Regions from separate parts of the Mus musculus genome. Here region 2 is linked to region 1. Evidence: chromatin contacts called from ENCODE Hi-C or POLR2A ChIA-PET data. All regions are on one chromosome and are shown on one strand. Each heading gives the region's core, a stretch centred on a gene start or an enhancer-like site at or near the end of the contact. The rest is flanking DNA. Distances are from core to core; before and after follow the strand shown.

The links. A loop is a pair of places that touch in the nucleus more often than their neighbours do. ChIA-PET counts read pairs that join two places held with the same protein, here RNA polymerase II (POLR2A).
Region 2: a loop to region 1 is called in a map of heart, with 5 times the contacts of the local background. The contact joins the promoter of Hira here to the promoter of 2510002D24Rik in region 1. A Hi-C loop is called at or near these places in 3 of 37 maps with a recorded cell type or tissue (heart and left cerebral cortex). POLR2A ChIA-PET finds 5 or more read pairs at or near these places in 5 of 5 experiments (Patski and embryonic stem cell).

Annotation. Positions count from the first base shown.
Region 1 is chr16:18,834,560-18,841,058 of GRCm38, reverse strand. 2510002D24Rik (RIKEN cDNA 2510002D24 gene) reads right to left here and starts at 4,479. Exons shown (of 3, transcript NM_001033164.2): 1 at 4,440-4,479; 2 at 4,186-4,353; 3 at 946-1,969. The coding sequence starts at 4,463. The coding sequence ends at 1,844. It overlaps Ufd1 (ubiquitin recognition factor in ER-associated degradation 1), which reads right to left. Exons shown (of 12, transcript NM_011672.4): 12 at 5,798-6,499.
Region 2 is chr16:18,873,893-18,879,959 of GRCm38, reverse strand. It overlaps Hira (histone cell cycle regulator), which reads right to left and starts at 3,210. Exons shown (of 25, transcript NM_010435.2): 1 at 2,441-3,210. The coding sequence starts at 2,477. Mrpl40 (mitochondrial ribosomal protein L40) reads left to right here and starts at 3,323. Exons shown (of 4, transcript NM_010922.2): 1 at 3,323-3,489; 2 at 4,553-4,636. The coding sequence starts at 3,437.

The DNA of each region.
Region 1 (6,499 bases), core at 3,230-5,729:
TTTGTTTGTTTGTTTATTATATAAAAGTACACTGTAGCTGTCTTCAGACACACCAGAAAAGGTTGTCAGATCTCATTACAGATGGTTGTGAGCCACCATGTGGTTGCTGGGAATTGAACTCAGGACCTCTGGAAGAGCAGTCAGTGCTCTTCTTAACCGCTGAGCCATCTCACCAGCCCACATTCTGATTTATAACAGTAGCAAAATTACAGTTATGAAGTAGCAATGAAAATAATTTTATGGTTTGGGCATTACTACAACATGAGGAACTGTATAAAAGGGTCACAGCCTTAGGAAGGTTGACAACCACTGAGCTAGGTTATCTGAAAGGAGGGAACCTTAGTTGAGAATGCTGCTGCTATAAATTCCAGCTGTAGGGCATTTTCTTTTTTTTTTTTTTTTTTTAAAGATTTATTTATTTATTATATGTAAGTACACTGTAGCTGTCTTCAGACACTCCATAAGAGGAAGTCAGATCTCATTAGGATGGTTGTGAGCCACCATGTGGTTGCTGGGATTTGAACTCTGGACCTTCAGAAGAGCAGTCGGGTGCTCTTACCCACTGAGCCATCTCACCAGCCCCTGTAGGGCATTTTCTTAATTAGTAATTGATGGGGAGGGTCCCACCCTTGGTGGGTGGTGCTATCACTGGACTGGTGGTCCTGAGTTCTGTAAGAAAGCAGGCTGAGCAATCCTTGAGGAGCAAGCCAGGAAACAGCACCCCTCCAGAGCCTCTGTATTACCTCCTGCCTCTGGTTTCTGCCTTGTTTGAGTCTCTATCTTGATTTTGGAATACAATGTGGAAATATAATCTGAATAAATTAAATCCTTTCCTCCCCAGCTTGCTTTTGGTCATGGTGTTTCAAAGCAGCAATAGAAACCCTAATTGAGACAGGTATAAAGTGTCACATGGCTTTAATTTTCAGGTTGCTTTTGGAATCAAACATGTGAAGCAGCTTTTTTAAAAAAATACATTAACAATGAGGAGAAATCAGGAGACCTAAACCCCATAGTCCTTGGACCTGAGCTCTGTCTGTGCCTTGGGACTTGGATGTCTTGATTCCAGACTCCTTGGTTCCTGCAATGCTGTCTGTCTGTCTGTCTTTCTTTTTTTTGTTGTTGTTTTTTTTTTTTTTTTTTTTTCTCGAGACAGGGTTTCTCTGTGTAGCTCCTGGCTGTCCTGGAACTCACTCTGTAGACCAGGCTGGCCTGCCTCTGTCTCCCGAGTGCTGGGATTAAAGGCGTGGGCCACCACCACCCAGTTCTCTCTCTCTCTCTCTCTCTCTCTCTCTCTCTCTCTCTCTTTCTTTCAAAGTCTGCAAAACCAGTAAAAGGTGCTGGTGCAGAGGACAAGTTGCCTACCCACTGAGCATGCTCTTCCGTGTCTCCAGGGAAGCTGAGCAAGCATGAGCTCCGCACTTGCATACCACGATAATCACTAGACAAGACATTGCAGTCCATCTCTCATGGCCAAGGAGGGTCATTCATAATCAAAATAAGGTAGTCTAGCAACCTTATTCTAACTACTGTGCCCTGGATCCACACAGGTTGGGGCTGCCACTGTGTACTTGAGATTTTCACAACTCTCGGCTGCCACATCTGGTGTTGATGTTCTCAGGGGAGATGGCATGGACAGAATGGACCCACCTGAGTGCTCACAGACACCTGCCTCAGTGCTTGGCTTCCAGCATGTGCACACAGGTGTCTTTCAGAGTATTACAGTGATGAAATGCCCAGATCCAGTGGGCAGCAGGCAATTAGGGCTGGAAATGCTTTGCTCTGTGTTCCAGGTCAAGTAAGAGCCAGTCAAAGTCTAGGTCAAGGGTAGGGTTGCAGTTGCTTATCACTTGTCCTTCTCCTGTGGTAGAGGGAGGTTCCAGTCCGTAGGGGGCCTTTGCCTCAAGGCCCATACCAAGGTGTGCTTCTGAGCAGCCTGGACCCGAACCTGCTCGCTCTCACAGAGGGATCGCTGTACAAATGAGACTTGGTCACTTACTGTTTCACCACTGGATCCTAGGGCTCTTAGTACTGCTGCATGGCACCTATATCACCCTCTTCCTCAACACTCTTCTGAAGAGAGGAACACATGGGAGCACATGGTACACACAGGCTCAGCTGCTTCTATACCACACTCCTTGGCAACTGTTCTGTTTTAGCACACACCGGTCATCTTACTTCAGCAGTTTTATTTTGTGTTCTTTGGACATGTTTTAGACAGGGTCTCAAGTAGCCCAGGCTGGTCTCAAGATCACTATGTATGACCTTCAATTCTGAGATTGTTGTCTCCACCTCCCGAGTGCCGCAATTATAAGCATGCACAACTATGTTCAGTCTCTGCCTTCAGCCATGCAAAACCCGCTAAGCCTCAGCAACAGCAGACCTGGAGAGTGTGGAGCTAGTTACCCGCCTAGCCTGGGAGTGAGGACACTGGGTGGGGAAGAGAGGGAGAGCGTCTAAAATTACTGTTGGACTCTGCACAGGGTATGTGTAAAAGGTGCCCCCCATCCTGCCAGCTTCTTTCAGCCACTGCCAACAGACACTAGACAGTGTATTATGACAGGGCTGATCCTGGCAAAGTGTCAGGTGCTATGTAGGCCTCTTTACAAACATTCTTAAACTGGGAGCGGTAGTATTCCCAACAGTTGGCAGACAAAGCCAAAAGGATCTGAAGTTCCAAACCAGCCTGGGCTATACAGCCAGACCCCATCTCTAACATGATCACATGATCATTATTACTTAATAAGCAAATAGGAGCCGGGCAGTGGTGGCACACGCCTTTAATCCCAGCACTTGGGAGGCAGAGGCAGGAGGATTTCTGAGTTCCAGGCCAGCCTGGTCTACAGAGTGAGTTCCAGGACAGCCAGGGCTATATAGAGAAACCCTGTCTCGAAACAAAACAAAACAAAACAAAACAAAGAAGCAAATAGGGGCCTAGTATGTGGGTGAATGCCTGTAGTCCCAGCACTCAGGAGATGGAGACGTCCAAGTTCAGAGAGATCCTGCCTCAGTATATAAGGTGGGAAGTGACTGAGGAAGATGCCTAATGTCAACAGAGGGTCTCTCTACATGCAATGTGTGCACATATATACACACGCATGCCACGCACTCGCACACACAAAGACTTTTTAAAAAGGCTTGTAAGGACTAGAGAGATCCCTCAGCAGTTAGAGGCTGCTTTCCAGAGGACTGGGATTCGGTTCCCAGCACTCAAACATCAGCTTACAACCATCTGAAACTACAGTTCCAGAGGACCCTCAGGCAGTAGATTCACATGGTACAGATAAATATGCAGGAAAAACACACATAAAATAAGAATAAAAGTACTTTAAAAACTATATAGAAGCCTAGTGGTTGTGGCACACGCTTTTAATCCCAGAATTCAGGAGGCAGAGGCAGACGGAACTCTGAGTTCAAAACCAGCCTGGTCTACAGTGAGTTCCAGGACAGCCAGGGCTATACAGAAAAACCCTGTCTCAATCACAACAACAAAAAAAAATAAATAAAAAAAAATAAAAATAAAATAAAGAAATAATTGCTTCTGTGTTCTGAGTTTCCCGGTGAATTGCTTCTCCATGACCCTGGCCATTTCTCTATTCAGAAACATCTTTGTTTCTTACACTAATTTATGATAGCTGACATATAGTTACAGACAGTTAAGTTTCCAGTCTTTTGCTTTCCGCCATGTTTTTTACTTTCGCCATGTCTACATGGCTATCTAGAGTAAGTAGAGGTTTCTTCACATCTCCCTCGAAAAGGTCCAGCAACAGCCTCCATACTTGTCTCTGTCCTCTACAGTACCCTTCACACTCTCAGGTCCAGACTGACCTGCCAAAGATAACTCAATTCACAAGTACTGGAACATTTTTAGGTGCTCTTGGACTCATTCTTATGCCCTCTATAGCCCACCCTCGTGCTCCAGACACGTTGGCTTTTCTCTTCCTCCGTCCTATCCCCAAGGGCTGGGTGAAGGCAAGCTTGCTGTCAAGCTGATGACTCTAACGCTATAAGGTTACTCTCTCCAAGCCTCTCTATACTTCCCTTCCTTCTGCGCCCCCCTCCCCGCGCCGCCCCACCCCGTAACTGAGGCTGTCTAAAGTCTCGTTGATAACGCAGTTTGGTACTCAGGAGAGAAACACGAGAGAGTTGCCCCAAGGATCTGCGCATACATCCACACCCAGCCCGCACCTGGGCCTCGGCGCTGCGGCTCTCCTCCCACTCGCGGCAGTTAGTCAGGTCGCGGAGCCACTGCCTGCAATCCGGCCGCTTGCCGTGGACGTAGTAGTGGTGTAGGACGTGCCCGACGCTGCGGCAGAGCTCCCACTCGGCGCGGTAGACCTCGCACGGCCGGGGAGGCTGCGGGGAGAGACAGCGGAGAGCGCGGGCAGCCCCCAGGGCCTGATCCCACCCAGCCCAGGAGCCCAGGAGCCAAGCACACTCACCTGCCAGCTCCCTGCGACCGCCATGTCCAGGCCCCGTGTGACTGACAGGGACATGAACCAATGAGCTCCAAGCAAACGCGCACTAAACAGGACGTCTGCACTGAGTGGCTGATAGTCAGAGGCCACACTACCTGGTGTCTAGCCGATGGCTTGGCTTCAAAGTCACATAAGGTATTAATTAGCATTCGGAAAAAACAGGAGTTCTGGTCAGTTCTCCCAGTTTTTTATTTTTCAAATCCGTATGTGGTTCAGTTTTTGAAGTACAGACTCTTGAACTCTTGAGTAACCCACCTGGCGGACTGAAATTGCAGGTATGTAGCCTGAGCATACACAGAGTGTAGGTGAGCTTGATTTGGTGTATGGAGAGGAGGAAGGCAGTGCAGGATGACTAAGGGTGAAAGAAGTTCTCCTAGAAGTGACAGGCTCAGGGTTGCACACCTTTAATCCCAGCATTCAGGAAACAAGAGCAGGGACATCTCAGTGAGTCAGTTCTAGACCAGAAAGGAATATATATATATATATATATATATATATATATATATATTAGTGAGACCCTGTCTCAAAAAGGAAACAAACCCAACAACAAAAACAATTTAAAAAAAAAAAAAAAAACCTAACTGGAGATCATAAGGTGAGATGACTCAGCTGTAGAGAAACTTGTGAACAGAACCAAGGACCCGAGTTTGATCCCTCCTAGTTTGATCCTTCTAGGCGACAGAAGGGACTCCTGAGCACTGTACTCTTATCTACACATGCAGTCACATTTTTATTAGTGCACTTGTGTGTATAACTATGTATGTGCAACACATATACTTAGATCATCTGGAACTGGAGTTACAGTTATAATTACAGGCTATGAGCCACCATGTGAGTGCTGGGAAGCAAACCTGGATCCTCTGCACGAACAAGTGCTTAACTGAGCTCTTTCCAGCCTGACCAAGTTAGCTAACAGAATCCTACAAATGAAAGCTGTCTTACTGCTAGGGAAACTGAGACAGCCCCATAGGACAGGTCGGGCAGGTTACCACAGCATTTATGCCTTCCAGAGCCACATTTGGCCAGTAATGATGTATGTGCCAGAGTTAGGAGCCAATTAAGTTTATGGATATTTCTAAGAGCAAATGGACACACTCTGGAACTACAAACATAGAGGGAAAGTGCACCCTCCATGAGGACCTTGCTAGGCCTGACCAGCTCCACTCCAAGCATCAGGGAGTGACATCCATCCCTACAGCCTCCACAAGTCTCGGAAATAGTCTCTAACGACAGGATGAAGTAGGGTGCTGCTGCAAGGGGGCCTTCCTATGACTTCTGGCTAGTGGCCCATACCACCAATCTACAACATACCATATCAAACTAGAGGCGAGTTTTAATCAGTTTATTTAATTCTTCAATAAGAATTATTCTCAGGGAACAAATTTTAAATAGCTGGATCAGCATGTCAAAAGACCTTACATCATACAAAGTGCAGATCTGAAGACAATAAAACAGTAAGAAAATGGGGTATGGGGGAGCCTCAGTGGCAGAGTGTGTGGCATGCTTAATATTCACGAGGTTCTGGTTCAATCCTAGCACTTGAAAAACAGACAAACCATCAGAACCTTGGGTAATAAATGTAGCGGAGGGCGGGCAGTGGTGGCGCACACCTTTAATCCCAGCACTTGGGAGGCAGAGGCAGGTGGATTTTTGAGTTCAAGGCCAGCCTAGTCTACAAAGTGAGTTCCAGGACAGCCAGGGAACTCTGTCTTGAAAAGCCACAAAAATAAATAAAAATAATAATAAAAAATAAATGTAACGGGGGCACGTTACTCAAGCATGTATTCATTCTGCCTTTCATATCTGGCTTCATCATGGAATTCACTGAGAGCGAGCAGATTAAAATGAGAGCGCTTTCATCTGGATGAGATCCCTTCTGAGTCACTGTAAATAAAAACAGAGGCCATCTTTGTCTGGTACTCAAGTGCTGGCCTGAGTAGCCATGATGGGCTAAAGACACTGCACCATGAACAGACATGGGGAAGAAGAGTGAGTCAGGAATCGGGAGCTGCTCTGCTGAGGCT
Region 2 (6,067 bases), core at 1,961-4,460, 40 kb before region 1:
AGGCATGGTGGCACACACCTTTAATCCCAGCACTTGGGAGGCAGAGGCAGGTGGATTTCTGAGTTCAAGGCCAGCTTGGTCTACAGAGTGAGGTCCAGGACAGCCAGGACTATGCAGAGAAACCCTATCTCGAAAAAAAACAAACAAACAAAAATGCTGATAACCAGAACATTTCAGCTGGAGATGATATGGCCTATCAATGAGCATCAGCAATATCCAGATATTTTTGGTAGAGGTAAATGGACAGTTATGGTGGTAGATACTGCTGACATCTAAGTAAAGATCACACAATACACAGGACAGCCCCTAAAACAGTTGTGACTAAAAATGGCAATCATGCTGGGGCTGAGATATCCTTTCTGAGAGGTTTCTCTAGTACTGGGCCAAAATCTGAAGACCAACAAACACCTCTCTTTCTGCTTTTAACTCTTCTAGTTGCCTACCTTGCCTTGTTCTCTTTTCCTCCCCTCTCTGAACTCTCAGACCCCAAGAGTTCATGCTGTATATATAAGGAGACAGGAAATGCTGAGTGAGAAAGCCAGGAAGTACGATCCCCTCCAGTGCAGTAGGGCTTCTATTTATTCATCCAAAGGAAACTTGACTCTACCAGCTACTACTCTTCAGGACCTGGCTAGGAAGCCACTCCCCACCTCTCATTACCATCATCTTTAAAGGCATGCTTGGCAGTGACATGTAATAACACCATCTCCAAGGTAAAGGCAATATAGAGAAAGAGGGTGCCTTTAAATTAAAAAAAAAAAAAAGAGAAGTTTGCTTAAGTCTCAACATCTTTTATCATGAATAATCATCACTTAGATTTTTTTACTTAAAAAAATTTTCATGCCAGGTGGTGGTGGTGCATGCCTTTAATCCTAGGACTTGGGAGGCAGAGGCAGGTTGATCTCTGAGTTCGAGGCCAGCCTGGTCTACAGAGTGAGTTCCAGGACAGCCAGGGCTATACAGAGAAACCCTGGCTCAAAAAAAAACAAAAAACAAAAAAACAAAAACAAAAAAAATTTTTTCATACAGTATGGTTCTATCATATTCTTTCCCCTCCCCATCACCTAGATTTCAAATGAACTTTGAACCTTCTTGCCTCCAAACTTGTGTGTGTGTGTGTGTGTGTGTGTGTGTGTGTGTGTTTTCGAGACTGGGTTTCTCTGTGTAGCCCGGGCTGTCCTGGAACTCACTCTGTAAACCAGGCTGGCCTTGAACTCAGAGATCCGCCTGCCTCTGCCTCCTGAGTGCTGGGATTAAAGGTGTGCTCCACCACTGCTCGGACTAGGCTCCAAACTTTAAAATCTGTTCTTAGCTGAACTTCAGAATCATACTGTTTAATGTAGAGAGCATGTCGTACCCAGTCTACGTCTACGATCTTCCTTGTGAACGCCCCCTCCCCCTCCAAAAAAAAAAAAAAAAAAAAAAAAAAAGTTCGGCTGTGAATAAAAAGCACCCAGGACCAATTTTTTTTTAAATTTGGCCACGTGGATTTTTAAAAAGAGAAAAATGCATCTACTTGCCTTCTTTTACGCGGGCGCGCGCACACACACACAAAAACACACACACAACTGTAGCTCCCTCTAGATGCAATACAAAGTAGAAAGGAGGAAAGACCCTTCCTCTTTCAGCAGAGCTTGGCTGCTTCCTCGTGCTTCCTTCGGGTCCTTCCAGAGACTCAAGTACTAGCTGGGGGGAAAGGCTCTAGCTCTTCCTCACTCGCTCGGCAGAGAGCAAACAACCTCCTGCAGTAGTTCTCGACAAAACTGGATGCCACCGGCTGCTTTCTCCACCAGGGTGTAGGAATCTGCTATTTGAAGTCACTATCACGGATCCAAAGTCGCTTGTCTCCTGTGCACCACTGGCCCCAATCTTAGTCATCTGAAGCCCCAATCCTTACATTAAACGTGGTTCTTTCGTGGTCCTCCGTAGGACCTGAGCCCAGGCCCTTCCCATTCCAGGATCGCAATAGCCCGAGTGGGGGCACTGTCACAAACTCCAGGCCTCAGAAAGGGCAATACAGCCAGTAAGTATCTCATGCAGATTCACCGAGCCGCTGAAAGGCCACAAGGGGGATGTCGCCCCAGTTTCATACTCACAACCATCTGAGCACATACTGGATGGTGAAGCCGGATGGCAGCACCAGGTCGGTACCCAAGCCGGCTCACCAGAGCCAGGCATCCCAGATTAAGGGTGGGCGGCGCAGGACACAGCGCCATTGCCTGAGGCAAAGGCGGACTTCGCTGCAACCAGCCCGAAGCACGTGCCCGGGCTCGCCGGTGTCCCAGAGCCGGGGACAAAGTCTGCTCCTGCCCGTTCTGCAGCTCCAGCACCCGGCACCAGCGTCTGGACAAGGTGGGCAGGACTTGAGCACCGCCGCAAGCCAATCCCAGACCCCACCCCGATGCAGGTTCGGCCGCCCACGACTCCTGCGTGCACTCACCATTGTGGTTGACCCAGGTTGGCTTCAAGAGCTTCATTGTTCGGCCGCTGCCGGGCTGAAGCCAGAGCCGTGTCCCTCAGCACGCCTGGGCCATGGAGCTGCCGCAGCTTCCTCCCGCGCCGCCCGCCCTCCGGCCGCCGCCCACCCTTGCCCTCAGCGCCGCCGCGCCATCGCCGGCCCGTGCCCCCAGCCGCCGCCACAGCCGCCTCCTGCGCTCGGCCGCCGCCGCCGCCGCCACAGCCGCATCCCCTGCGCCGCTCCTCCTCCGGCGGCTCCCGGGCAACGCCGGAAGTCACGGCGCGCACCTGCCAAATCGCCCCGGCGGGAAACCGCTCCCTACGCGGACCGGGCCGCCTCGGTTCTTCGGTAGACAGGGGGGGGAGGACGGGGATACTCCGCTGCCACTGATGTGGTCGCCGATGAGGGTCGGTGTGAGCAGGCTGGCAAAGCCTTGAGATCCCGCCCGGCGATGCAGAACCAGGGTGGTGTGCAGATCTCTAGTTCTACCTCCGCGGCTCCGAGTCCAGCTTAGTAACTAGCTTCCGCCATCCATCAATTCGCGCTATTGGGCATCTCGCGAGCGCCAGCCGGGCGGGCGCCAGCATGCATCTAGCGGCAGACGGCAGCGGGCCCTGAGCTCGATTGCATGCATAAAAGAACTAGGCTGGTGAAGGATAGGGGGCCAGACGGGCGCATTTATTAGAAGAGCGGGGCGTTTTCATAGATGTAAACACATAGGCCAGGCGGAGCAGAGAGCAGGAAAACACCGCAGCATCCACAGAAGGCGGGACGCCCGCAAAAGGGCGCGGCGAAGCCACCGTTGCTTGCCCGGGGCGGGGCTGCGTCGGGGGCGGGGCCAGCTGCGGGCCCGCCTCTCGGAATCCCAGACCCGCGAGTTCCGGGCCGAGGCCTGCCAGACCCGACCGGGTACCTCAGGTCGGACCGCCCAGGGGCGTGCTCCCGGAAGCTGCCCGCCAGCGGGTGGCGTGAAAAACTATGGCTACCGGGGTGATGCTGTGTGCTGCGCGGGCTCTGCGGCCTCGGAGCTGGTGAGTGTAGCCGCGGGTGGCAGAATACCCAGGGCGCGTGCGCGGGCTTTGCCCCGTAGCTGCTCGCTAGTGCTCGCAGATTATTTCTGGGCATGAGCCTACCGCATCTGTTGCGGATGAAAATCCGAACTGGAAGTGTACTCACTTAACAGGCTATTTGCCTAACAAGTGTGAAGCCTAAGTCGTGCTTAAGTGGTGGCCTACTCCTGCAACCCCAGCACTATGGAGGTGGAGGCTAGGTCAGAAAGTCAAGGTCGTAACAGCTGCATACAAACCTGGCTATATTACACCCCATTTTTAAAAAGAAGAAAAAGACGCCGGGCGTGGTGGAGCACGCCTTTAAACCCAGCACTTGGGAGGCAAAGGCAGGCGGATTTCTGAGTTCGAGGTCAGCCCAGTCTACAAAGGGAGTTCCAGGACAGCCAGGGCTTTACAGAGAAACTCTGTCTCAAAAAAACCCAAAAAAAAAAAAAAAAAAAAAAAAAGGAAGAAGAGCAATGTGTTTTTAAAAATCCAAGGATATGTTTTATAGAAGGGACGTATAGTACAGTGGGAGGGGGTACTTTACTCAGTGGTCCACACTGAAGCATCCCTCCTTCCTTCCTCGAGGTACCAGTCATATACTAGACAGGTCTAGTATAGAATAGAGTTTATTTGTGGGTATGGGAAGGGGAATTGAGAAGAGAGTAGAGGCAGAGAAAGAGAGGGGACAGAGAAGGGGAGAGAGAGAGAGACAGAAAGAAACAGAGAGACGGAAGAAGAAGGAGAAGAAGAAGAAGATCCTGCCAGAGCAAGTAAAGGCTCTGCCCCAGTGAGAAACAGAGTTCTGTAAATTCCTCACTTTGACCTTGCTGGCCTAATACAAATGAACTAGACATGGTGGAGCAGCTGAGGCAAGAAAATTGTCTCAAGTTGCAAGATAGCCCGAATTAGGGAGACTTTTGTCTGAAAAAAATACAAAATAGATACTTACAAACATCCTCCGGGTTTTAGGAAGACCTATAGTTATGTGTATGTGCCTTCTCTTTCCCCAGATCTTTATACATACCCTTCTCTCCTTCAGGATCCCTGGAACCTGCCAGGCACACGTCAGACACACCCACCAGAGAGCTTCCTTACTGGCCTTCTGGGATCTCATCCCCATGAGGTAAAATCCAGCATAACCCTTAGCTCTTGGGGTATGAGAAACACGTGTATGCATATGACCAAAACAAAGCAAGAGTGCCCAACCTTGGGTTAGCAAGCAGATTTCAGTCTGTGGAACTAATAGTTAAATTTAAGTGGATGCCTCTGTCCTTTGAAGGAGCTCTGTACTATGATAGCATAGCATATATGTATTGCTACTTGAGTAGTTTAAATAAGTAGCAGCTAGATTTAAGGAGTCTTATGTGTTTCAAAGGGCATATCTTAACTTCTGTATTTCCATAGGCCTTGCTCTTCCCTGCTCATTCTGATTCACTGAGTGGGAGAAAGGTTCAAAGACTAATAATAGTTACTCTAGGAACTTTGGATGCTTTCTTGGGGCTTTATTTAGTTTATTGCTAAAAGGTTTGCTTTAAGGGTTTTTTTTTTTTAATGTTTATGTTCCTGACATATGTATACACATGTGTTTGGGGTGCCCAAAGCCAGTCAGGGGTTATAGCTCTCCTAGTTACAAACAGTTGTGAGCCCCTGATGTGGGTTCTGGGAACCAAACTCCAGTGTTTAAGATCTGCAAGCACTCCTTGTAACTCCTAAGTCATCTCTCCAGCTTCAAATTTGATTATTCCTAATGCCACATTTAGCCTGGGAAGTGTGTTCCTAAAAGTAAATCAGATACTTGCCAAAGCTTTAGGACATGGCTAATTTTGTAATGTGTTATGTCTACATGCATGGTGCCCACAAAGGCCAGAAGAGGGTCCCAGATCCCTTGGAACCAGAATCAATGATGGTTGTAAGCTGCCATGTGAGTGCTGGGAACAAAACCTAGATCCTCGGCAAGAGCAGCAAGTGTTCTTAACCACGGAGCCCTCTCAACACCCCAGAAACTGATTTAAAAAAAAAAAAATCTGGCAGTCATTTTTACTGTCCTGTCTCTTTTAGTCTTGAAGCATTTTGTAAATCACAAATTCATTTCAAATGTGAATGAGCTTTTACTCCCTTAGTTCAGCACGTTCACTTCTCAGGGCAGCTTTAAGATACACCTGAATCACAGACTGGCACTTCCAAGCTAAGAATGTAGCTTGGTTTATTGGATCCTTGCCTAGCATGCACAAAGCCTTAAGTTAATCCCCAGCACCAGAATACTGGGAGTAGTAGAAAATAACTAGGCTGGAAGTCTGGAGGTAGAGACAGTAGGATCAGAGTTCAAGGACATCCTTGACAACATAGCCAGTTAAAGGCAAGCTAGGACTGTGTAAGAATAAAAGTTAAAAAAAAAAAAAAAGTTGGGCAGTGGTTGCACACCCCTTTAATATCAACACTTGGGAGGCAGAGACAGTTTGACAAGGCCAGCCTGGTCTACAGAGTGAGTTCAGGACAGCCAGGGCTACAGAGAAACCCTGTCTCAGAACCACCCACCCCACCCCACCAACAAAAA